6 separate regions of the Mus musculus genome follow, and all the other regions are linked to region 1. A link is a loop called in an ENCODE intact Hi-C map of the cell type or tissue named here. Cell type or tissue: left cerebral cortex. All regions are shown on one strand. Region 1 overlaps Cpxm2 (carboxypeptidase X 2 (M14 family)). Region 2 has its middle 17 kb from the start of Cpxm2. Region 3 has its middle 65 kb from the start of Gm34725. Region 4 has its middle 55 kb from the start of Gm34725. Region 5 has its middle 55 kb from the start of Cpxm2. Region 6 overlaps Gpr26 (G protein-coupled receptor 26).

Region 1 (4,000 bases):
CTCTTTGGTTAGTGGTTTAGACCCTGGGAGCTTTGCTGTGTGTGTGTGGGGGGGGGAGCCAGTTAGTTGATATTGTTGTTCTTCCTATGGGGTTGCAATTTCCCTTCACCTCCTTCAGTTCTTCCCCTAACTCCTCCATTGGGGTCCCTGGGCTCAGTTGGATGGTTGGCTGTGAGCATCCACATCTGTATTGTTCAGGTGCTGGCAAAGCCTCTCAGGGGACAGCTATACCAGGCTCCCATCAGCAAACATTTCTTGGCATTAGCAATAGTGTTGGGGTTTGGTGTCTGCAGATGGGATGAATCCCTAGGTGGGGTGGTCTCTAGATGGCATTTCCTTCACTCTCTGCTCCATGTTTTTGTCCCTGCATTTCCTTTTGAGATGGTTATGTGGCCCCATCCCTCGATTGGGGGCTGTGCCTATCTCCTGGAGACGGTCTACTCAGGTTCTATCTCCCCTTTGTTGGGTGTTTTGGCTAATGTCATCCCTATTGGGTCCTGGAAACCTCTTGCTTCCCTGGCATCTGGGCTTTACTAGTGGCTACCCCCAGCTCCCCAATCCACCACTGCTACATATTTCTGTTCAATTTCCTGGCCCTCTGTACTTCTCTCCTGTCTCTTCCCATACCTGATCCTGCACCCCCCCCCTTTCCCTCTTCCTCCTCTCTCCTTCCAAGGTCCTTTCTTCCCTCTACATCCTGTGATTATTTTGTTCCCCCTTCTAAGTAGGATGGGAGCATCCACACTTTGGTCTTTCTTCTTCTTAAGCTTCACATGGTCTGTGAGTTGCATCATGACATGTGTGACCTGGAAGATTTATAAAATATCTATATGTGAGCCACCTCAGACACAGTGAAGTGGAAATCTTAGTGGAAGTGTTCAAGAAGTTGTCCCATGCTTCTCTACAGCCAGGCCTCAGAACCCATGATTGGCATTGTTAGGAATCTGAGTCCAGGTAGCAGGAATTGGTGATCAAGTATGGTTTTCTCAGACTGACCCTGAGTCTCAGTAACTCTGAGCTGTGTCAGCCTGTGTGTGCTGGCTACAACACACCCCTAAGAAGGCCAAAGGGCCAGCAGCACCTGAACTCGGTTCATTGTCTCAGAAGCCCCGGGCCTCATTCACACCCAGTTATGTGCATTGCGTGTTTCCTGGGTAGACAAAAGTCTGTTCCCCTCAGATAAAGTACCAACGACAGAGTTTGTTTTCACTGACATCCAACTTGCTAAAGCAAAGAGTTTATTAGGCTTCCGTACAAATTATGAGTTAGGGGTTACTTACAGGAATGTAGGTGATATTAAAGCAGCTGCTTCAACAGGAAGCTTCAGCCCAGAATGAATGACAATTTCTTCATAGCTGTGGAGGCAGGGTCCTCCAACAGCTTCACTTAACCTTCTGCTTTCTGTATAACCCGGTACCTTCAAGACAGGGCCACATGCAGTTAGAATAAAATTACACTCACCTGACAGGGAGGCACAGGAAGAAATGGCTGGGCTCTCAGAGAACAGTCCAATGGCCCTGCTCCTTCCTCCTATGAGGGGAGGTCAACGGTCCATGGGCTGGAACTTGAGGGTCTCTGACAAGTAATCATAGCTGCTCTGTTGAAGACAATGGTGGCTGGTAATGCTCAGAAGACAGCGGTCTACAACAGTGTGCTGGAAAGTATGTGACTAAAGATGATATGCAGAAATAACCTCAGGATTACATTGGCAAGTAAGGACTCACCAAAGACTAGTTAATGTCCCTCAGAGGGAGGTCTTGTGGGCTGACAGACAGAGCCAGCTGCCCAGAACAAAGGCTGGAGGTGTTTCTGAGATCAGTTATCAGGCTGACCTTCAGTTCCATGGAATGAGCATGCCTGGCTTGTGCCACTGTCATTTAACTTGAGATACGCACGGCTTCCAGACACCTGTCAGCACAGACATAGAAGTGGGATGTGCTAAAGAACTCCTCTTACTGTCTTGCTCTTCAAAAACAGAGATAATGTGCTTGGACGTGAGGTTGGTGACTCATGCCTGCTGCTCCACTTTCTCGGGGTATTTTTATGGCTCTGCCCACCATTCTGTCTTCAGGAGCCCTGGTGGGTTAACATAGCCTTGCTCGATGGGTGTCCCAAGGCATCTCTTCACACCCAGCAGTGAGACAAGTATCAGTTTAGTTGGCACAGTGAGCTTCAGGTGTATGCTAAGTGAGCTGACTGCTCAGAGTCCCTGCGACGGAGACCTTGCTATCCCACGTGCATCCCTGGGGCCCTCTGGGGAGAGCTAGCAGTATGTGCTTTATATATGAGGTGGCTATGATGACCACCACTCAGGAGATGGCAGAGCTCAGGGTCACCATTACAGCCACTCTGAGTCACCTCTGAAGTCTTACTGCCCAAAATCACTGAGTTGGAAACTGTCCAGGGAGCATTTCTCAGTCCCAGTTGAGTACTCAGACCAGAAGCCATTGGCATGTAGATCGCTGGTTCTTGGGGCTGGATGAGAAGACAGAATTGCCAGCCCTCTCCCTCTATGGAGTCTTCTAGGTGGCTGTCGAAATATTTCTACCTCAGAGAGGATAGTTGGCTTAGCCTACTACTGAAAGAGACATTTATAGCCAACAATAAAATGAGACGCAGCAATAAGAAGGAACCAAAAAAAGAGTGGAGACACTCATCACGCTGTAAGAGGACAGCGATGAGAGTGTGGGTCACTCCCATGCAGCTTATGCCTTTAGAGCACTGAGCTACATGGCTTATGTTCCAGGCAGAGAGAAGGGGCAAGAGGTGGGGAAGGCAGAGAAGCAGGTGAAATCTATCCAAACACCCATACTTTGAGGCAGAGAGAATTGTGCCAAGAGAACATTGGAGGCATTCCTAGTGTGTGTATTTATAACCCCCTGGTTGCTTGTTTAAATATACATTTGTTTTCATCTCCTTTACTTGGAATGATAGGGACCATGGCCCTGTCACTTACCACAAGTCTATAATCTGAAATTTAGCATACCTGTGCTTAATGACAAATGGGATGGGGACAGATGAGTTGCTTGCTCATGGCTGCCAGAAGCTTCGGCCATAACTGGGGACCAGTTGACATCTGGATTGTTGACAGACTTTAGCAGACAGAGAGGGATGAAGACTGATTGTCTCTGTCCAAACAAGGAGGCCAGCAAGAATAAAAGGGAGGGAGCAAAGGTATCAGGTGGGTGCTGGGAAAGAAGACAGTTCCTACGTGAGCTGTGTTCCCTCCCTATGTGGAAGGAAGGCTAGGAAGTTCAGCCACGACTCCTAGGAAAGGAACTTTTGGGATTGGGGTATAAGAGAGGCATTTCTGAGGAGGATAGTTGACCTGAACCAAAATATAGCTGGTAGGTATATTTAAGGTAGGGTGTGGCATGCTCTTGTTGAGCAATGGCTTGCCCCTCTCCGGTAGGAAAGGTATAGGATTCCCAGGAACGTGTATCTTATCTTTGTTTTGAGACATGATATGGCACACCCCAGATGTTCAGGAGCTGCAGGGTGGCTGTTGTTTAATATGGTGCAGGTAAACAACAGTTAAGGAGGAATCAGGAGTTGTAGAATCACTGGCTGGCAGTATTAATGTACGTGGTGACTGAGGATAACCAGGGACATTGGGCCATGAGGAGGGAAATGAGCTGAGTCTACCCCCATGCTGTGTGGTCAGCCTGTGCATGAGGACAGGTGGTGATGGTGGGAATCCAGGCAAAGTAGTAGGCCTGGCAGTCCAGATAACCAAAGTCCTGACCCATGGATGGTCTTCACCATGCTTTCTTCCCTCTTCTTTCCATGGGGAATTTCACTTTCATTGGCTTAGAGGTAGTTTCTTCAGAGGATAGAAGAAAACTTTTCATCTTCTGCTTTAAACAATTTTTTTAAAAGAAGCACTTCCATTCACTGGTCAAGTATCCCTTTATCAACAGAACCCCAAGTCTCATGAACCCTCCATAGACTCGCTGTACTGGTGAGTCAGCAGTCTTCACATCTGCCTTGTCGCAGCTGT
Region 2 (4,000 bases), 100 kb before region 1:
TCCTAAGCAACCCAAACTAGAAACTGAAATATTCGTGGACTCCCTTCTGATTCTGCAGTGATTTGAATAAAAATGGCCCTCTTAAGCCCCTAGGGAGTGGCAATGTTAGGAGGCGTGGCCTTGCTGGAGTAGGTGTGGCTTTGTCGGAGGAAGTGTGTCACTGATGGGTGGGCTACGAGGTTTCATAAGTTTAAGCCAGGCCTAGTGGCTTACTGTCTCTTCAACCTTCTCATCCAGATGTAGAACTCTCAGTTACCTCTCTGACACCATCTCTGCCTGCACGTTCCCCATGCTTCCCACCATGACGATAATGGACTAAACCTCTGAACCGTCAATGTTTTCCTTTGTAAGACTTGTTGTGGTCATGGTGTCTGTTCACAGCAACAAATTCCTAACTAAGCCACAGTCTTCCATTGTATTTTTTTGTGATTGGTTTTCAAAGCAATACTTATTGAGTGTCTGCCACGGGGGTGAGGTGGGGATTCCAGGAATATATGGAATGTGTGGCAATGGAATTGACAGCTCAGAGGAAGAGCTGAGCTTGACAGCCATACGAGCAAACATCTATGTGCACGTCATTTAAAGCCACAGGCATGGATGGAATGAGAACACGACAGCCAACTACAAGCCAGCACTGATATGTACAGATGTGCAAATCCCAGCAATGGCCAGGGAATGCTGACAGAACCCAGGCATCTGCAATCCCAGAATATAAAATAGAAGTGTGTTCAGAAAGAAGCCAGTGTTGAAGTGCTCTCCTGGGAGACTGACCAAGAAGTAGGTTTAACCTCATAGAGTCTACAGGTGACCTTGGCAAGCACCAGTTTGACCTTCAGTTTGACAGCATTCACCCTCTCCCTTCCCCCATCCATAAAGCATGTTAGATTTCCCCCAGAGCCCCTCCCCCCAAGCTTATATGTGCCATGCCTTGGGCCAAGTCATCAGGTACTGCCCTTCAGGATGCACTCTGGATTCTCAGGGAAGAGATGCTTTTAGCCTAATCGACCAGTGTCCACCCTGGTGAATCAGTTGTAGCCCCAGATCACGGAGTTGTGTGGTATTTGGGCTAGAAACAGTTTCTAGAGGACAGGATGGGCTGCCTCCTGAACTGGACCCATGCTGCAAAGACGCCCACGGCAGGCATCAGGTTAACAGTCTGTCCTCAGCATCTTCCAGGGCTTTGTCTCCATGGACCTGGAGCTTCTGGTCACCATGGAAACAGAAGCTTTTGTTCACCATTTCCTCTCCTCATTTTTTTTCTCGCTCCTCCCCCTCTCCCTCTCTTTCTTTCCTGTCTTCCACCCACTTCCCTCTCATTCTTTTCTTCTATTTTTATTCCTCATTTTCCGTCTCACTTGCCCTGATTTCTTCACCCAGAAGGAAAAAAAATCTAGGAAATTTTTATTATTTAGCTCTGTTAGCCACCTTTAATTCCCTTTGTGGGAATAAGGGATCAAACACACATGCATACATTCATTTGGCTGCATCCACAGACCCACCTACACACATAAACACATTTATGAAGCAATGATCCAGTGCTCTTTGACGAAGTCAGTACTACTCAAGAGATGATCAGGAAAAGAATAAGAAATAGAAGAAACTGTGTCTTACCCTGTCATTCACCAAATGCTATTTGGAGTGTGAGGATTCTTTTTTTCTTCTTATCTATCCTGAAACTCCACATTTAGACAAAGCACCGTTCCTTTGGCAGATCTGTGTATAACTTATAACAGCAAGGGCGTAATTGCTCCTATCTTAATAAACATAGCTGTCAGTCATGCTTAGCTAAAAATACACTCATTGCCTCTTTTATTTTACATGTACACAAAGCCAATCCCGAATCTTCCAGGAAGCTTCTGTCAAACTCCATAGTCATGAATCAAACTGAAACAACATTCCAGCGCATCAGGAACTTGCGTGCCCTCATGTTACGTCAAAGAGGCAAAGTGACCTTGGACAATTCAGTGGGTGGAGACTTGCCTAGACCCTGGGAGTCTTGAGGATGAAGCTTAGGGCAGCTCTAGTTAATTTCCTTCGGAATGCTCACAGCATAGAAGATGGGCATGTTTGGCCTCGTGTTCTTGAGCCTTCCTCAACTGGCGAGTCTTGTGTGAGCATTTGATAGAGTTTCAGTGCGAAATGCCTCCTCTAGGCTCCTGTGTTGAACACTTGGTTCCCAGCTCAGAGGAGGTTTTGAAACGTTAAGAGGCAGCAGGCCTAGCTGAAGGAAGTAGGTCATTGGGATTGGATCCTTGGTGGTGTCATGTCCCTGGCCCCTTCTCTCTCTTTCTCTGCTTCCTGTCTGCTGTGAGGTAAAGAAGCTCTCATACCACAGGTTCCTGCTGCTAGACCCTGATAATCTGTATGCGGTCATGTGACCAGGAACAGAGCCCTCTGAAACCATGAGCTGAAGTAAATCTTGCCTCTTTTTTTGCTGCTTTTGTCGGGTGTTTTAGTTACAGTGATACAAAGGTAACAATTACAGAAACAAAGAGGGCATCCCATGTAAAAAAAAAACAGTCTCTGACCATCAGGGTGGCATGGTCATCAGCTCAGCCTTTCCCTGCTTCTTGTGCTATGTCTCATGATGGCCTGTCTGCAGACTGGGGCCTTGATGTTTGAGCACAGTACCAGAGCAGTCTCCTTTGCAAGTCACAGGACTCAGGGAGAGAGCTGTAAATTCAATGGATGCATGCATTTCCCCTCTGTAGGCTACTGGGTGTCATGGGAATGGTGTTCAGTGAATGACACCTAGGAATGGGGTTCACAGATACCCCGGAGGAGTCTTGCCTTCCTGGTAACACCTAAGTAAGTGCTTTGTGTGACCTGAGGTCTCCCCACGGTCTCTTGCCATCCTCTATGTCCATTCAGCAGAGCCATTTGAGGAGTCCTGGAGATGGAGGACTCTCCTCTCTGGACTCTTGGAAAGATCCTTCCTGCTCAAGGCCTCTTTGCTTGATACTCATGACGTGGACTTGGCTTTTTCATTGCTGTTTCCTGTGGAACTTCACTGATGGTCAAGACGATGACAGGAACCCACCCGGTGGGCTCAAGCTATTCCCGTGGCATTGTTCATGGTGGGAGCCTGCTCACCTGTTTGTTGGGGGCTGCAGTGCCCAGGACTTAGTAGCTGTCCTTATGTGCTTATTAAATACAGTGCTAGGAAGAAAGCCATCACTTCGGACACAGAAGAAACTTCTGCCTGTCGTGGCTTGAATTGTGTTCTTTTAAAAAGATGTGCTGAAGATATATGCCTTGGTGTCTGCAAGTGTAACAGTCCTCAGGAAGAGAGTCTTTGGTGATGTCATTAAGTAAGGATGAAGTCATTAGGCTTCATCTGACTGAAGTCTTTATTAGAAAAGGGATAAAAGCTGACTATTGCCCAGCCTTGTATGCAGAATGCCACACAGAAGCAAAGCTGGGTGAAGAGAAGGTAGGGCTTGGAGGCAAGTGGCCATGACTAGGAGAACCCGTGAAGGCCAGAAACTAGAAGAAATAGGAAGTATCCTTTGCAGGATCCTATGGAGGGTGTGGCCTGAGATGTGAGAGACCAGTCAAAGCGGGTAAGTATTAACGTATGCCCCTATCTGGCCTCCAGAGGTAATCCTGTGGGTGAGCACATGAGGATTCCTCTCCCAGACACTGGGCAAGCCCCCGACCATCCACTGCATGGCTTCTGCTTTCAAAGAACAGGCTGGGGGTGGGGGTGGGAGGAGAGCAGCATGGATTCAGTCAGTCACTTATGTTTCATCTTTTCTGGCTTATTCTATGAGACCAGAGTGACTTGTTTAAAGACGTCCCTTGGGGAGCTTTTATTGGTTTTCCGTCTGAGTCATGCTTCTGATGTTGAGGGCTGATTGTTAACCTCCTGCATTTGGGGAATTGTCAACAAAGACTAAATGAGAGAGAGAGAGAGAGAGAGGGAGAGAGAGGGAGAGAGAGAGAGAGGCTGGAGGCTTTGCACAGCCCAGCAATTAGGCAATATCAGAACCACATGATG
Region 3 (4,000 bases), 170 kb after region 1:
GGCTTGCTCCCCATGGCTTGCTCAGCTTGCTTTCTTATGCATCTCAAGACTACCAGCCCAGAAGTGGTACCACCCACACAGACTTTCCCACAGACCAGTCTGGTGGGGCCTTTCCTCACTTAGGAATCCTTCTTACCAAATGAATCTAATATGTACTTCTTTTAAGTGGAAAGAGCAAGGGGAACATTTAAAGCACAGCACAATCTTCCCCTCAATTCTCTTACATTCTAGACCAAGCCATAGTATAGCAACTGTACTAGGTCCTTGGCTCTCTAAGCTTCCCACAGGCAGTGGCTGGGACCACCCATAGTAGGCATTTGATGACTTTGAAGGAAGGACATGCCTCCAGGTCCATATATTAGAGCCCTGTTGAGGGTTCTTGTAACAGTCTTCTATTTAGCTTTTGTCAACTTGTCACAAACTAGTCACTTACAAAGAGGGAACCTCAGCTGAGGAATTGCCTCCATCAGACATGGACATGTCTGTAGATCATTTTCTTGATTAATGGTTGATATGAGATGGTCCAACCCACTGTGGGTAGTGTCATCCCTGGGACACTTTATGGAATGCTAGTCCTGCTCTGTTCCCTGCAGTTCCCCCAGGGCCTATTGCCTTACTGGAGCCAGCTATAATCTTTCTAAGAATATCCACGGTAAAACAAACAAATCCTGCATCCCTGAGGGAAAGGCACACATAGCAAGGTGTGTAAGTTAGGCCATGAGGCACATGGCACACAGCCTTACTTCACTCACTCAACTCACCAGACCCCAGGGACCCGAAAGATTCTCATGCAAAGCTTGGGGGGCAGGAAAGCACAGCTTTCCACCCTGCCATGCTGTGGTCCTTACTGGAACCTGAGTGGGTGGCAACTAGGAGCCCATACGTACCAGGGTCTAGAGCTGGGAAGGAAGGAGGCATTGTGGGAGCTGAGCTCTTCCTCTAAATGAGATCTTGCCCTTCTCAGGGCTGGACCCCAGATGGAACCAAAGTTCTAGGAATGGCCTAGAGCAGAGCAAATGCCTGCCAGGAACATCTTCAGGCATACATCCACCTCATGTTAGGCCCAGTCAGCTTATTGGGGGGGACAGGCATGAGAGGGTGAGTATGTTACCTAATACTCATCCCCATTTGCCCAAATGGGAGGTCCTCAGCCCAGCCCAAAGCATGATGGGTAGCTGTAGGAGCCCAGGGTCTATCACCATGACAAAGCTGTCCAGCTTAGCTGAGAAGCAGGAAGGCATTTGGCCTACCAGAGGCAATGCAGAGCTATGCTTGCAAGGAGGAGGAAGAGGGACGTGATCTCCCTAAGGGCACAGCTCTGGTGACAAACTTGAGAGGAGCAGCTCCAGCCATAGACCATTCTCCTAAACAGGGACTCCTTCTTGCAAAAGGCAGCCAACTCCTTTTGTGTGTCAAAAAAGAAGACTTCTACCAGATTGCTAAAAATGAGCAGCAGATAAAAATACAGTTCTGGTCCCTGGAGCCACGCATCCTGGCCAGGCTGCAAACAGCCTGCTTTTCTTTCTTTCTTTTTTTTTTAGGCTGAGACACTTCTCAAGCCCAAACTTGATATTCTCCACAAGGCCCAGTCTGCCCCCAAGTGGTGAATCTCTTGTAAAGACGCTCCACTGCCAACTTCCTCAGAAAGCCTGAGGAGTTTTTGTCAGAGGCCCTGAAGGGCTTTGAAAGTGAATGTTGGTTGGCTTTTCTCATTTCACAGACTTCTTGGTGTAATGTCTGAAGATGAAATGTTACTTCTCTCCCTCAGACGCAGTTGTGTTTGTCTAACATTTCTTGATGTTTCTTTTGTTCAGAAAATCAGGATGCCTCACCTTAGCAGACAGAAAAGATTTTAAACCCTAGAGACTATATATGTGTGTGTGTGTGTGTGTGTGTGTGTGTGTGTGTGTGTGTGTGTGTGTATGTATGCCCCACGCTGACTCATGCTCGCCCTTCAGTGGGGTTTTGGGGTAGCGAGGGTCTCTGTACCCAAAGTAGCAGTCTAATATAGGGTTAAGAGAACCAAATGCCTGCGTTGGAATTATCCCTAATGCCTCTCACTAGGCGCATGACCTTGGAGATATAATTTCAACTCTCTGCTAAGTATAGATGCAGTCTAAGTGTGAACTCAGAGGCTTGTGTTGGAAGTTTGGTCTCCATTGAAGTGCCACTAAGAGGCAATGGAACCTTCCTGAGGTAGGGTCTGGAGTCTGGGGAATTCATCTCCCCTTAGAGATAACTAAGAGGGTTTGTAGTTCCACTGACATCCCAAAGTCCTCTGAGGTTCTGCACTAGTTACATTTCTTAATGTTGTGACCAAACACCTGAGAAGATGCCACTTAAGGTAGAGAGACTTACGTGGCTCATAGATTCACAGCAGGGATGGCGTAGCAGCTGGCTCCTGCGTTCCACACTGGTAGGAACTTGTGGCATGGTTTCTAACATCTCCACAGACTATGCAGCAGAAGCAGAAACTGGAGCTGGAAGCTGAGCCTGACTGTAAACCTGAATACATACCTCATTCCCCCTGAGACATTTTCTCCGGTAAGGCCCTACCTCCTAAAGACCCCACAACCTTCCCAAATGGCACCATCTGCCAGGGTTGAGTGTTCAAACACAAGCCTGTGGTGGGCATTCACAGCTCCCCTTTTACTTTCCCACTGTAGGGTTCTCACTCAGAGCTGAAGCAAAAGTGAGCCAGCACCACACCCCTGACTAAATAAACCTCTTTTCTTAGGCATGACACAGCTTTGGGTATTTCAGTATAGTAAAAGAAAACAGACCACCACACCCACTTTCTTTGTCCATAACATGATCAGATTTATGTTTGGAGTTTCTTGAGTGTTTGGTGAGTTAATGACCATCAGGGACTGTGGCCAATGTTTGATACGTGGTGTGAACTACAGGATCACCAAGGACATGACATCAGGTACATTGCTGTCCTCACTTCTGCTGCTATTGCTGCTCTTCAAGCTAGGCTAGCCTAGAGCTAACTGCACAGGTAAGGAGTGTGACAAATATTGGTCCCATGTAGTTATCAGGTCCAAAGCCCTTCCCACCTGGGAGCTGGCTTGTTTCTAGAACCATCCATGTACAGATTCTGAAGCCAGGCAACCTCAACCAGGACAGGAACCCTGATGGGGGTCTCAGAGAAGCAGGATCAAAGAGGGCAGGGTTGTTCCAGAGTTCTTCAGCAGGGACAGCAGCTAGCCAGGCAGTGAGAACAAGCAAGGCATCTCCGTTGAGACGACCTTGTTGGGTCTTGGCTGTCAGCCCCTCTCTGCTCTTTCCTGATTTGCTCCATCTCTGTCATCCTTGGCATTTGCCCCAAAAAGTTTCAGCTGGTCAGAGCCAGTTCTGTTTGCCCCTTCCCAAGGATCCTGACTGGCATAAGAAGACAGCCCCAGAGAGAATGTATGGCTTGCTCAGAGTCACACAGGAATTGTGTGGCAGAGCCCAGCTCCTCTACCTTGGGTTGTCCACTCTGGTCCTGCACCTGGAGAAAGGAGACGTGCTGCATCATAGGCAAACTCAAGGACATCAGGTGTAAGGACAGCCACAAATCCAAGCGGCTGTGGGACTACGACCTGAAACTAGGACAATAACATTCATGGTTGATGGTTCAAGGGCTCCCCTCAGTGGTCATCTTGCTGACAGCCGAGGTCCTGGAGGACTTTCTAGCTGGTTTCACAGAACTCCCTGTAAGGAGAAGCAGAAGGCACTGTACCATGGCCTCTGACTTCTGGATAAGGTGGCTTCACTGTTTCTCAAGCCTCTTTGCACTCTAACCCTTTGTAGTCATTTTCTAAAATAGATAGATAGATAGATAGATAGATAGATAGATAGATAGATAGATAGATGATAGACAAATGATGTAGAGGAAGAAGATAGATAGGCAGGTAGAGATAGATAAATCACATATAGATGATAGATAGATAGATAGATAGATAGATAGATAGATGATAGATAGATAGATAGATAGATAGATAGATAGATGGTA
Region 4 (4,000 bases), 160 kb after region 1:
GAATGAGAAATGACCCTTTCTGATTTTGTCTAATTCTCCTTAAACACATCATCATGGTACATTAAGCATTTTATCTTAATTTAAGACCCACGTCGTTCGTTGGCTTAACGGAAGCCTTCCTTCGAGAATAAAGCCTTTGTTATGAATTCCCAGTCATTTTTCTTATATAATCCTTGCTCTGAAAATTGTCTATAATTTCCAATTTCGATCTTTAAAATAAGGGAGAACTCAAGCAGGGGCAGGTATTTTTAAACATATATGACTCTCTCCAGGCTTTTAAAATCATCCCGCCCACACCCATTTCAGAGAGTATTTTTAGCGACTTCCATTTACAGAACAAGCTTTTTTCCAAAGAACTAAACTTAGTTTTCATGGAAACAACTCTTGCTTTTGGCACGCCTGTTTCATCAGCTTCTGTAAACTGTTTAATTACAACAGCAAGCACAGCTGATCTGGGAGGCAGGATGCCTGGCCGGCAGCAGAGGGACAGCACTGGCAGACAGCCAGGCTCTGTCATCCCTGAATAAGGTAGCCAGAACATAGGAATCTTTGCTGGCACAGCTGCCCTTCTATCTAACCTCAGAATGCCCCTGTCCAGATGACCCAAGGCTCCTCTCTCATTGTCCAAAGCTTCTGTCTAATTCCACTTTACCCTCAGTTTCTCACTAGGACAGCTTTTACTTTTTTTTTTACTTTTTAAAGTCATACACACACACACACACACACACACACACACACACACACACACGGTGCATTGTGGTTATATTCTCCTCCATTACTCTTCTGTATCTCGCTGTGATGCTTTGTATGTGCTCAGCCCAGGGAGTGGCACTATTAGAAGGTGTGGTTTTTTTGGAGTAGGTGTGTCACTGTGGGTGTAGGCTTTAAGACCCTCATCCCAGCTGCCTGGAAGTCAGTATTCTGCTAGCAGCCTTCAGATGAAGATGTAGACCTCTCAGCTCCTCCTGCACCATGCCTACCTGGATGCTGCCTTGCTCCCACCTTGATTATAGACTGAAACTCTAAACATGTAAGCTAGCCCCAATTAAATGTTGTCCTTTTGAGACTTGCCTTGGTCATGGTGCCTGTTCACAGCAGTAAAACCCTAACTTAGATGCTTGGTATCTCCTTTCCTTTTATCCTTCTTCCACCTAGAGCACCCCACCCCCATCCCAACCCACCCTTTTGGCTACACCTCTGGAGAAAGTGACACACCCTCTTCCAACATCCATTAGCAGCCATCAGCTCCTCAGGAACCGTTAGCATCTCATGGTTACCTCTTCCATCCACAGTAGCATACGGGAGGGCCTGCTTCTGTGCAAGTGTTCATAGTCGCTGTGTGTTCATGGTTGCAATGGCTACGTCCTATCTGGATGACAGTGCATTGTGACACTCCTCCTATCCTCTGGCTCAAAATTCCTTCTACCATCTCTTCTGTAGTAGTCCCTGGACCTGGGGGGTGGGGATACAGATAATCCACGTAAGCCTGAGCTCATGTCAATCACGTGTCCTTAGTACTTTGACCAGATAAAAGTCTCTGCATTAGCTCTCCTCTTCTGCCCTGGAGTGAGAGTAGGACTAGGCTACGGGCATAAAGGTGAATACTTAGAAGGCAGTTTGATGTGTCTGTGATCTTCCAGTCATTATCCTTTGACCACGTTTGTAATGCGTTAGTTATGTCTTCCCTTGTATGAAGAGGATCTCAAGTTCAGACACAAAGTAACTGGTTATCCCACAAATAGTCATGCCATTATTGTTGCAGTGACCATGTACTGCCTGTGGGGGGCAGTATTGTAGCACACCTGGGTATGGTTAGCTGACCTACTTTTGCATTTCCTCCTACGGTGGCTTACATAGCACCTTCTGGCACTATCAACGCAAGTCAGCAAGGAGGGAATTTCCAATCCAGTTCTATTTTGATTTCTTTGTGTTCTATAACCAATCTGTGAGGTATTTTGAGCAATAGGGCCTTACCATCTAGTTCCAGAAGATAATTGATGGTAATGGCGGTAGTGTGAATTCTTCTGGAGGCCTCTGGGACCTTCCCAGCCAATAACTACAAAGGTATCTTATACCTGGCACTTGTTTAAAAGCCTCTAACTTCTGGATGCTGCATTCTCTACCCATGGAAGCTACCGCTATTCATTTTTAACTTGTTATTTTATTTATTTATTTATTTATTTATTCATTCATTCATTCATTCATTCATTTATTTAATGTATATGAGCATGCTGTTGCTGCCACACAAGAAGAGTACATCAAATCCCATTACAGATGTTTGTGAGCCACCATGTGGTTGCTGGGAATTGAACTCATAACCTCTGAAAGAGCAACCAGTGCTCTTAATGGCTGAGCCATTTATCCAGCCCCGTTCTTATGTTTTAATTGTATTTTTCAATTTATAAAGTAGTAGAGTTTCATGTACTTTGATCACCCCACCAACTTCTATTCCAGGGGACCTAAGGGAATTTACTTTCAAGTTTACTTCTATCATCCGGGACTCTACCCCATGCTATCAAAATATCAATCTTAAGGCCTACCCAGATCTGAGGAGATAGCTCAGTTGGTAGATTGTTTGCCATGGAAGTGTGAGGGTCTGAGCTCAATCCCTAGCACCTACATAAACAAAACAAAACAAAACAAAACAAAACAACAAGCTGGGTGTGGTGGTACATTATTGTCACCCCAGCACTGGGGAAGTAGAGACTGGCAGACCCCTGGGGCACGTGCACCAGTCAGCCTAGCCTACTCGTCCAGTTCCAGGCCAGTTAGAGACTTGTTTTCAAAAAGCAAGTCAAATGGCATCTGAGGAAAAAAATGCCTAAGATTGGCCTCTGGTGTGTGTATGCATGCACACAGACATGCACCTGAACCCACACCACACACACACACACACACACACACACACACACACACACACGCATACAAAGATTTACCTGTCACGTGTTTTAAAAGTCTCAGATGAGGATTCATTGACATAGTGCCACCTGGTTGAATAGCTTTCTGGAATAATGGCAGATTCTGCCTCTACCCTTGTCTAAAGCTTGAGGCTCACTGGCCCTGTCTATGGTGACCCTTGAGTCCCTGTATCTCTCAGCATCCAGACACTCTCCAAGGCCGCCCTCAGGGCCACTGCTGCTGTGCTTACAGGGTTTCCAGAGGCTTCTACAGAACGACCTACCCCAAGCAGGAACTGAGTCGTCTCCTTCCAACCCGACCCTCCCACACTCCAAACTCACTTCACAGACTGGTTGGCTCACTTCTCATTTCTTTCCAAAATTAAAATGTTCCCTGGATGTGCAAGTGGCAGAAGGAAGGAATGGAGAGAGAGAAGGGGAACGTTTGGAAGGAGGGAGGGGAGAAGAAAAATACATAGACTAAGTAGCTTTCCACGCTGGGCACTTTTACCCTTTATCTTATTTTTTTGGTAGACTTTTCTAAGTGTCGGTCTTGTGTTGGATAATTCCCAGCGGCAGGCGCTTTTAGCAGCAGTGTGGTATAAAATTGATGTTGGGCAATAGCAGTTCCTGGAAGCACTCTGAGTACTTTGGCTCCAGAGGCCCAGGAGCCAGAGCTCCATGGAAGCAGGAGCCAGAGTGGCTTCTGGTGAGCGAAGGGCACAAATGGCAGGGGCCAGGGCCACTCAGCACCTCAGGTCCTGCCCTTCAGGCATCTGGGAAGTGGTTCTATTGGCTCTCTTAGTTCTGATGCTGACATTGCTAATTGACTGGTTATCCTGGTGTCGAGACGCGTAGTCACAGTGCTTTCTAGATGTTCCAGTCTTAGGGAGGTGGTAAGCTTTCTGTAGAAACTGCAGAGGTAGCTTCTCTTTCAAACCTGCTATCGCAGAAGTGGAGGGAACCGTTGAATTTTCTACAGTCGCCACACACTAGTTCCCCAAAGCCTTCCTCGTTGGCACTTTCTGTGGACCTCATCCTCATCCAGAGCCTAGCTCCTCCTGTTTCCGGCTCGCTTGTGTGGAGCAGGCATCTGAAATTCC
Region 5 (4,000 bases), 140 kb before region 1:
ACCCCAGAAATGTCTTCAGACTAGAAAGGGACAGGGTCTGGAGGCTCCTGTGATAGGCTGTGAAAGGGGAACTTAAAAACACGGGGACTCTAGGAGCTCATGAGTAGACGGAAACCTGTTTCCCATCTGTAAAGAAGCAGAGCAGGTGAAGTGGAGTTTGGGGAAGCGGCGCGTGCTCACGGGCAGCTGAGGGTTGGGTGTTGTGGGCCTGGCACGTGGCACAGGGGCAGTAGAAGGGTTGAACAGAGAGATATTGTGTTTTTCTGGGAGCAGTGGGCATATTCTCGAGTGGAGCAGTGGGCATATTCTCGAGTGGAGAGCGGGGGAGGGGGGTGATGGAGTTAGGCCTAACTCACTCCCTCTCTCTTGGGAACCAGCTGGGAGAGTCGACAGGAATCTTCTGTAGCTTGCGCCTTCTTTGGATGCTCCTCCTGTCCGGTTGGTTTGACAGAGTGGGGACTAAATGGATCCTAACACTAAGACTTGGTACTGTCAGCCATGGTCAGCCTGGACCACGCTCCTTGTGGGGAGAGTTGCCTCCAGGTCTAGATAGATGGTCAGGAGCCCCTTGCACAGGTGTGAGCCACACAGGCTACTCAGAGCAGCTAAGGTGACTCTGGATCCCAGGCTTGGAGTCCTGTTTCCATGGAAACCAGCTCTTGCTGATGCCCCTCTCTTCCCAGGCTTCCCTGGGGCTGCTGGGTTCAGGCTCCAGGTGCCAAGTAACCGAGGATTCCTCCCAAACTCAGTTTCCAGAGCATTGCAGGGCTGGTTGGGAGAAGAGTGCAATTTTCTAAGCAGAATTTTCCAGATTAGGTAAGATGGGGGGCGGGGCCCGGGCACTTTCGATGTGACTATAGAATAGAGACCTAGTATCACGCTGAGGCTGGTTGGTAAAACTGAGGATTTGGGTCAGGTGTAGCTTCCCAGGCCCTTGCTGAAGGGAAGTGTAGGCCAAATGTCACCGTGCAGACCACATTCCCGTTCCCGCACTTCTGTTTCAATCAGAGTGAAGGGCAGGATCCCCACATTAGTAAGCAGCTGGCCTCCCTTAAATAGCTATGGTCCAGGCGGGTGTGATTTGCCACAGTCTACAGAAAGAGCCCTGAATTGGGAGGCCTAGGACTCATCAGTCTCCAAGCAGGGCAGGCAGCCGCAGCTTGGACCCCAACTGCAGCCCCTCTCCTCAAGGCTGCTTCTCTGCCCTGAGTCACTAAGAGTAGTAACAAGACTCCAGGTACAGACTCCCACGGGGGCCATGCTTTCCTTTCTGGTCCCATGTCAACCTCACTACTCAGCAGAACTGACCTCTGGGGATGGGGAGGGAGGGAGGGAAGGGAGGGAGGGAGAGAGAGAGAGAGAGAGAGAGAGAGAGAGAGAGAGAGAGAGACCCACCACCACCACCACCACCATAGTTTCTTTCCATGTTTAGAGTAAATTGTAGACATGACCTAAGGAGCCAAGCATCCAGGTGGGCAGGTACCTGGAACCCTGGGGTTTCACACGCATCATGCAGCCCTCCCTCACCTGGGAACCCTAGAAGCCAAGATCATGGACTCCTGACTCTAAGATTAATGTTAATTGGAAGTGACACCTTTTTCTAGCTACCAATAAATCCTGGTTCGCGCAGGCAGGGAACCCATAAGGCCAAATCTTGGACAGTTCTGGACAGGGCCAACCGGTTGGCCAACCCTCTTACACTCGCTTGAGGTGGAGGTTTGAGGAAGGAAGGCACTGCCTAGCCGCCTCTGTCTGTGCCTGTGTACTAAGAAAAGCAGCATAAGCTTTCAAGAATAGTGACTCTGGAGGAGAGGGAGGGTGGCTGGTCCCTACTTGTTCTCCATCGGCTGTGACTACTACAGCTTACAGATCACTGCGATCCAGCCCCTGAGGTAGCCAGGGCTGCTGAGACTGAATGGTGGGCAGCAGTGGGAAGGGGAGTTTTCAAAAGGAGCAGAATTTCACACTGAATCTTAATCCGCTTCACACAGAGACTCATAAAATCCCGATATAGCCCCAGACTGTCATGTTTATAGACAGCATCAGCCAGCATGGCAGAGGCAGTGGCTTGGAGGGAGACCAGAACTTGCAGAATAAATGCATCAGGGTGAGATGTGCATTAAAATAATAGAGCAGCTTCCCCCAGCTGGGAGAGGCGGAGCAGTGGATGCTCTCACCTGGCTCCTATAAGCCAACCTGCATGTGGGCTGAGTTGCAGGGAAGGCAGCGGCAACACTGCTTTACCCTATGTCAGCCCCAGCCCTGAACTGGACATGTCTGGAAGGCATAAAGCTGATGTGTCTATGATAGTGAGCAGTGTAGGTGTTAGCTGCCAATCAATGGATGCAAGTGGGTGGATTCAGAAATGCCTGGAAGTGGTTGAGAAACAAGTGGGGTTGAGCGCGTTATGGAAGCTCAGGGGACAGGGAGGTTCCTGAGAATGTTCTGGGGGGCACTCTGACACGGTGGGGGAGCTCTAAAGCATAGGGGCATTCTGGGCATGTGCAAAAGCTGTACATGTGGGGTGGGGGAGAGTCATGGAAGGCAGGGGAAGAAACAAGAAAGAGAGGTGAGGGGTCATCAGAGGGAAGAAATACAGGTTAATGTTTCAGGCATGCAGTCAGAGGAGAGGAATACGCCCATACACCCAGAATCCTCCGGAGTCCCCGGGAGCACACCCAGGTCTTTGACATCCTTCACAGAAAATAACTTTAGGAGGAGTCCAAGTTGAGCAGAGTGAGTTTATTGATCAAGCAGGAAGACAAGATACACTTAAAGAAGTCAAGTGCCCGGGTTAGGGGAGGCACACATGCAAGCACCCCAGCAGTCCCTGTACACATGATCTGGGGGCTTTGAAACTCCTTGGTCTGCCTCCGAGCTTAGCTATTAGGGAAAGGATGCGTTGTACATTTCTTTTATTCTCCTAAGCAGGATTTTGTCCTTGAGGAGGAATGACTTTGGGGGACACTGTGAAGATGTAGGGTGAAGCAGGAGAGCTAGCAAACCCCTCCCCCCAAAAAACCATGGTCAGGGGTATCTGTAGTTATACATAAGTCACAAGGAGGGTGGACCTAAGGATGGCCTGTAGGCTGTTCTTAACGGTGTCCTTTATAGTAGTTCTTGGAAAGAGAATGCAGTGCCTTTGCAGGCTGTCTGGTCAGTTACCACAAAAACTAGATGTCAGCCAGCTGAGGATGGAAATCAAGTCAGAAGAATGAGGGAGGCCCTTCACCCTTTCACATTCCCTCTATTTCCTAACTACCTCAAGCCGGACATCCCCTGGTCTTGGTTGGGGTGACGAGAAGAATAGCCGAGCCCATGCCACAGCTTTGTCACCAAGAGAAATGACTCTTGTAGTCTAGATACTACATAGAAGAATGAGCTTGGGTATCAGAGCAAAAAAAAAAAAAAAAAAAAAACAGCACTGCTGGCATCAAAGGCTGGGGTGAGATGGGGGTTCACTGTCCAAGCAGCAGGCATTGGGCCTGCAAATCTCATCCCTCTTCTTGTGCCCCTCCAACATGTAGGGCATTGACTTGCTTGTAAGTTAACATAATGGTATCTCAGAAAAATTTTTTCTCATTATGCACTTTAGAGAAGTAATTTCTAAACATTGGTCTGTGTGGAAAACATGAGGAATGAGTCAAGCATTCCCTGGTCTGAGGTTAAATGTGGAACATAAAGGAAATGTAATGAGTTTTTCATAAGCTAAGTTTATTCAACTTAGAGGAATATGCTTTCTACTGAGATGACGCTAAGATGGTATTTTTACGGCTCTGCTGGCTTTGGCTAATGCAATCTGGGTCCCCAAAGTAACTTAAACTTAGAATCTCTGCTTTCTGAGATCCAAAAGGCCAAGGAGACCACTGTTTACATCACCGCTGAGTTCTCCGACTGGAATATATGCTGTTAACACGGGGAATGTTGTTGGTAATAGTGGAGACTCAACCTGAGCAGTTTTGCCCTTGGGAAGACAGGAAAGGCTCGACAGCAAGAAACC
Region 6 (4,000 bases), 98 kb after region 1:
AGACCAAGCAGGCAGGTTCTCTGGCTGTCAGGGGGATGCACTCATTCGGTCCCAGTAACAGCAGCTCCTGAGTCCTCAACAATCTCAGATGACCATGGTCCTTCCAGAGCCCACACTTGGAGCCCTCACTGGCTTGGCCCATGTTGGCTTTCTGGCATTTAAGACATGAGATGAGCTGGGTGTGGTGGCGCACACCTTTAATCCCAGCACTTGGGAGGCAGAGGCAGGCGGATTTTTGAGTTCGAGGCCAGCCTAGTCTACAAAGTGAGTTCCAGGACAGCCAGGGCTATACAGAGAAACCCTGTCTCGAAAAATCAAAATCAAAATAAAATAAAATAAAATAAAATAAAATAAAAAAATAAAAAGACATGAGATGAGATGACTGGTGATGAGAAAGAGCCCTGAGTTTGCAGTTAGGATGCACACACTAGCCGTGGCCCCCTCTCAGAGCTAGCGAAGAGTGGTCCCTGCTCTGAGCCCTGCAGGTTAGGGCTGGAGCTACGCCCGTCATCCATTCTCTACTAGAGCAAAGATTCCTTGTCCAAATGCCTTGATTCTGCTTCCAAAATTCATCAGAGCCCCGGTACCATGCCCAAAAGTAAGCTGCCGTGCATATGCACATGGCTCAAGAGAAGCACCCGTGGGTGGAGTCAGGGATGGAGCAGTCAAGCAGAAACACTTGGTCAGATAAAACTAGCCCCCAAAGGAGCCTAAAACCCTAAGTTTGAACCCCACTTTTAGGAGGTATATCTGCCAAGACAGGGGGATTAGAATGCATTTCACATAACAGTCTTTAAACCAAATTTAGAACCTCTAAGCATCTACACAGTCTGTGAGCCTCTGTCTGCCTGGTTGCTCTATAAACCTTACGGACAGATTTGGGTGTAAGCTACTTTCTAGAGCTCATCACATGCCTCCGTTTCTGGAGCGACCTCTGTCTCTGTAAAGTCAAGGGCACAGAGAGAGTCTGACCCTTCAGCCAACCTCTGACATCCTGAAGAGGCAGAGCCAGCCCTCAGCCAGTCCCTGTGGCCATGTTTCACAGGAAGCTGAGGTGGTAGAGAGAAACCCCTATACACTGGGAGGAACTTCCCATTCAGCTTGTTAGAGAGACTCTGTCACCAACAGCTTATCTTGGGGAAGCCATCTGTCTGAGGTAATGAGCCTGGGCCGGGCTGGAAAAAGAAGGCACTACAGCGGCACCACTGAGCCTGGTCTGCTTGGCTGTCCCTGGCAGCAGCAGAAGAGGTTTAACTGGAGCAGTGGTTTTCAACTTTCCTCATGCTGTGACCCTTGAATACCGTTCCTCATATTGTGGTGACCCTCAACCACAAATTATTTTCATTACTATTTCATAACTGTAATTTTGCTACTGTTATGAATCAAAATGTAAATATCTGAGTTTTCTGATGGTCTTGGGTGACCTCTGTGAAAGAGTTGTTAGACCCCACAAGGAGGTTGCTAGCCACAGGTTGTAATTAGACCCTGTCCAAAGCTTTGGCTGGGAGAACTGAATAGCAGGCACCAGGAGAGTTGAGATTTGCATATGGACCAGGCAAGTGCCACCTGCTTCCTAAAGGAAGTGACTTGGGAAACCTTAGAACAACAGAAATGAAAGATGCCACTCTGGATCTCAGATTTAGAAAAAGGAAGGTTCCTGACGTTTAGGGGTTGCTTATAGCAAAGAGGCAAAGCTTGCTATTCAGTACTGCAGGAAAAGCAGCTATCTCTGCCACCCTAACAAAGGGTACCAAACCACATCTCTTCCAGCGAAGTCCCGAGGTAAGAGGGGTAGCTGAGATGACTTCCAGTGAGCTAAGACTCCACTTGCTGTTTTGACTGTCCATAGACTACTGTCCTGGACTGACACCAAAAGACTGCATAGCATAACATAGGCTTATAGCACCAAAGGATATCCAGAGCTGAGGCGGGGAAGGACTTCACAGCAGCCCTTAGAGATAGAACCATGTCTTCTCATCTGTACCACCAAAGTGGCAGCCTGAGGATCAGCTGTCATGGAGTCCCCTGTGGACTAGCTGTCCTGTTCTGTGAGGTCCACCCCTGCTCCCCGACCCCACTCCTGCTTGAGGCCTCTGGGAAGACAGTTTGTGCTCACTAAGGAGTCTGGGGCTCTGTGACCTAATGGAGCTGCTCCTCAGGGTGGGGTGGGGGTCTAGAAGCTGGGACTCCTCCAAACAGCCCGCGGTTTAGAGGCAAGGTTCTCTGCAGAGGTGACAAAGACATGGATTCTGCTTAGTATCTGTCCCTGCTTAGGAGACCACCCAGATAACTCACTGTAGTTCTGACCTGAAGTCAGACTGGCAGGAGCAGAGGAAGTCCCTGTCTCTAAATAGAATTCAAAGTGGCCTCCACCCTCCTCTCTGGTGGGCTGAGAGCTGGTGGTGGACTTTGCATTGCTCTAAATACAATGGGCTCCTCTCCTGGCTCAGCCTTTCTTTCCCTCCATTGGGAGGCTAGACATGAGGGGGCTTTCTAGGACTTGTTCAAGTCTGCAAGCGCTAACACATCCATGCATCCTCACAAACTGCCCCAGCCCCAGCCCCAGCCCCAGCCCCAGCCCCAGCCCCAGCCCCAGCCCCAGCCCCAGCCCCAGCCCCAGCCCCAGCCCCAACCCCAGCCCCAGCCCCAGCCCCAGCCTCAGTTCTAGCCTCAAACCCAGCCCCAGCCCCAGCAGTAGCCCCAGTCCCGGTTCCAGTCCCAAACCCAGAACTAGCCCCAGAACCAGAACCAGAACCGGACCCGGACCCAGCCCCAGCCCCTTCTAAAGTGAAGGACAATGAACGGGAATGTTTCTACAAGTGTGGCTTCAGACTCTCTCCTGAAATGACTAAACTGCACAGACCATTGCTGAGAGAGCTGATGTAAGCACATTTGGTTTAAGCTTCTGTGGGGAAGATTTTATTTGGGAAAGACTGGACCACCATGTCATCTTGAATGTGTGCTCAGGGGGTGGCAGTAGACACACTCAGCCATGCCCTTCTGATGAGCGGGTAGAGTAACATTCAGCATAGTGACATTGCTCAAGGCAGGGAAGCTTCACAAAGGCTTTTGCTCAGTCTGTCCACTGTGCCCTGGAGGGTGAATATACATTGGGGTCTACATTCCATTCCCCAAGGCTCCCCACATCCTGGGGCTCTGCTCACACATTGAAGCCTAACTGTCCATCACTATTGCTCCCTGTGTGCTGTATCTTCTGTGTCAAGTGGACTCCTAAGTCCCAGGCAGCAGAGAGGGAGTCTGCTTTTAATGTATATAAACTGGCAGAGGCCACAGAAGCACCCTCCCTCTTGATGTCCTAGTCTCAAGAGGAAAGATGAGGTGAGCTCAGAACAGCCCGATTGACAGTTTCCTCCTCTTCTCCCTAAGGAACACTAAGGACCACGGAGGTTCCCAGTCCATCTTTCCATTTGCCTCCCTCCTTCTTCTCCAAAGAAATAGCAAGTCAACAGAATGGAAGTGGTGGGCAGGCTTGGTTTCAGAAACCTGAGATACAAATTCTTTAAGGGACCTTGAGGTTCCAAGTCTAGAAAACGATGGACTGAACCTTCTAGGAAGGCAAGAAGAACTGGGGCCCTCAGAGCTCATCACTGGGAGAAGGTGCTATGGATTCTGTTTAATGAGGACTCATGCGAGGAGATCCAGGTGGCACCACACCCAGGACTGCAAAGACCCAGAGGAATAACACCCACCATTTGAAGAGTTCTTAAGGGTTTTCCAATCCTCTAGATACCCCTCTCAGATCCAAACCACTTTCAAGCTTCGAAAAGTGAACAGAGTTCACTGCCCAGAGTATAAGGGTAACAAGATGTTCTGGCTGGGGTTTCAGTCCCATGTTTCAGAAAGTGAAGCTCTAGGCACCCGTTTAAACAGGATCTGCTATTCCACCCGTGCTTAATGCCATTGATGCAGAAAGGGGATCTCCCGGGATGCTGGGACCTTCCTAACTCAATACCAAGTGCTCAGAGTCTTGGGTCAGGGC

What was found. Hi-C counts contacts between places; a loop is a spot of excess contacts. Peaks named below come from ENCODE experiments on the same cell type or tissue, not always from the same donor. Only the 100,000 strongest peaks of a DNase experiment are listed, where the experiment ranks them.
Region 2: a loop joins it to region 1, with 5 times the contacts of the local background. A loop is called at or near these places in 2 of 42 quality-filtered maps.
Region 3: a loop joins it to region 1, with 9 times the contacts of the local background. A loop is called at or near these places in 2 of 42 quality-filtered maps.
Region 4: a loop joins it to region 1, with 3 times the contacts of the local background. A loop is called at or near these places in 2 of 42 quality-filtered maps.
Region 5: it touches region 1 in a loop (10-fold over the local background); 4 of 42 quality-filtered maps call a loop at or near these places.
Region 6: it touches region 1 in a loop (4-fold over the local background); 2 of 42 quality-filtered maps call a loop at or near these places.

The regions. Positions count from the first base shown.
Region 1 is chr7:132,066,092-132,070,091 of GRCm38, reverse strand. The region is part of intron 7 of Cpxm2 (carboxypeptidase X 2 (M14 family)); the gene reads left to right. Among named protein-coding and RNA genes, the nearest start is that of Cpxm2, 87 kb to the left of the region's middle. In left cerebral cortex, a CTCF peak has its summit at 2,053; DNase peaks (open chromatin) are centred at 1,196, 1,981 and 2,650; H3K27ac peaks cover 1,093 bases.
Region 2 is chr7:132,169,624-132,173,623 of GRCm38, reverse strand. No RefSeq gene overlaps it. Among named protein-coding and RNA genes, the nearest start is that of Cpxm2, 17 kb to the right of the region's middle. In left cerebral cortex, no CTCF peak of the experiment used is centred here; DNase peaks (open chromatin) are centred at 1,227 and 1,585; H3K27ac peaks cover 1,172 bases.
Region 3 is chr7:131,897,106-131,901,105 of GRCm38, reverse strand. No RefSeq gene overlaps it. Among named protein-coding and RNA genes, the nearest start is that of Gm34725, 65 kb to the left of the region's middle. In left cerebral cortex, CTCF peaks have their summits at 1,599 (motif pointing left) and 3,645; DNase peaks (open chromatin) are centred at 1,546, 2,120, 2,386, 3,623 and 1 more place; H3K27ac peaks cover 765 bases.
Region 4 is chr7:131,906,239-131,910,238 of GRCm38, reverse strand. No RefSeq gene overlaps it. Among named protein-coding and RNA genes, the nearest start is that of Gm34725, 55 kb to the left of the region's middle. In left cerebral cortex, a CTCF peak has its summit at 1,780 (motif pointing right); DNase peaks (open chromatin) are centred at 365 and 3,260; H3K27ac peaks cover 701 bases.
Region 5 is chr7:132,207,466-132,211,465 of GRCm38, reverse strand. No RefSeq gene overlaps it. Among named protein-coding and RNA genes, the nearest start is that of Cpxm2, 55 kb to the right of the region's middle. In left cerebral cortex, no CTCF peak of the experiment used is centred here; DNase peaks (open chromatin) are centred at 1,971, 2,295 and 3,737; H3K27ac peaks cover 1,359 bases.
Region 6 is chr7:131,967,602-131,971,601 of GRCm38, reverse strand. All of the region lies in intron 1 of Gpr26 (G protein-coupled receptor 26), which reads right to left. Among named protein-coding and RNA genes, the nearest start is that of Gpr26, 3.1 kb to the right of the region's middle. In left cerebral cortex, no CTCF peak of the experiment used is centred here; DNase peaks (open chromatin) are centred at 1,135, 1,928, 2,178, 3,389 and 1 more place; H3K4me3 peaks cover 3,654 bases; H3K27ac peaks cover 2,975 bases.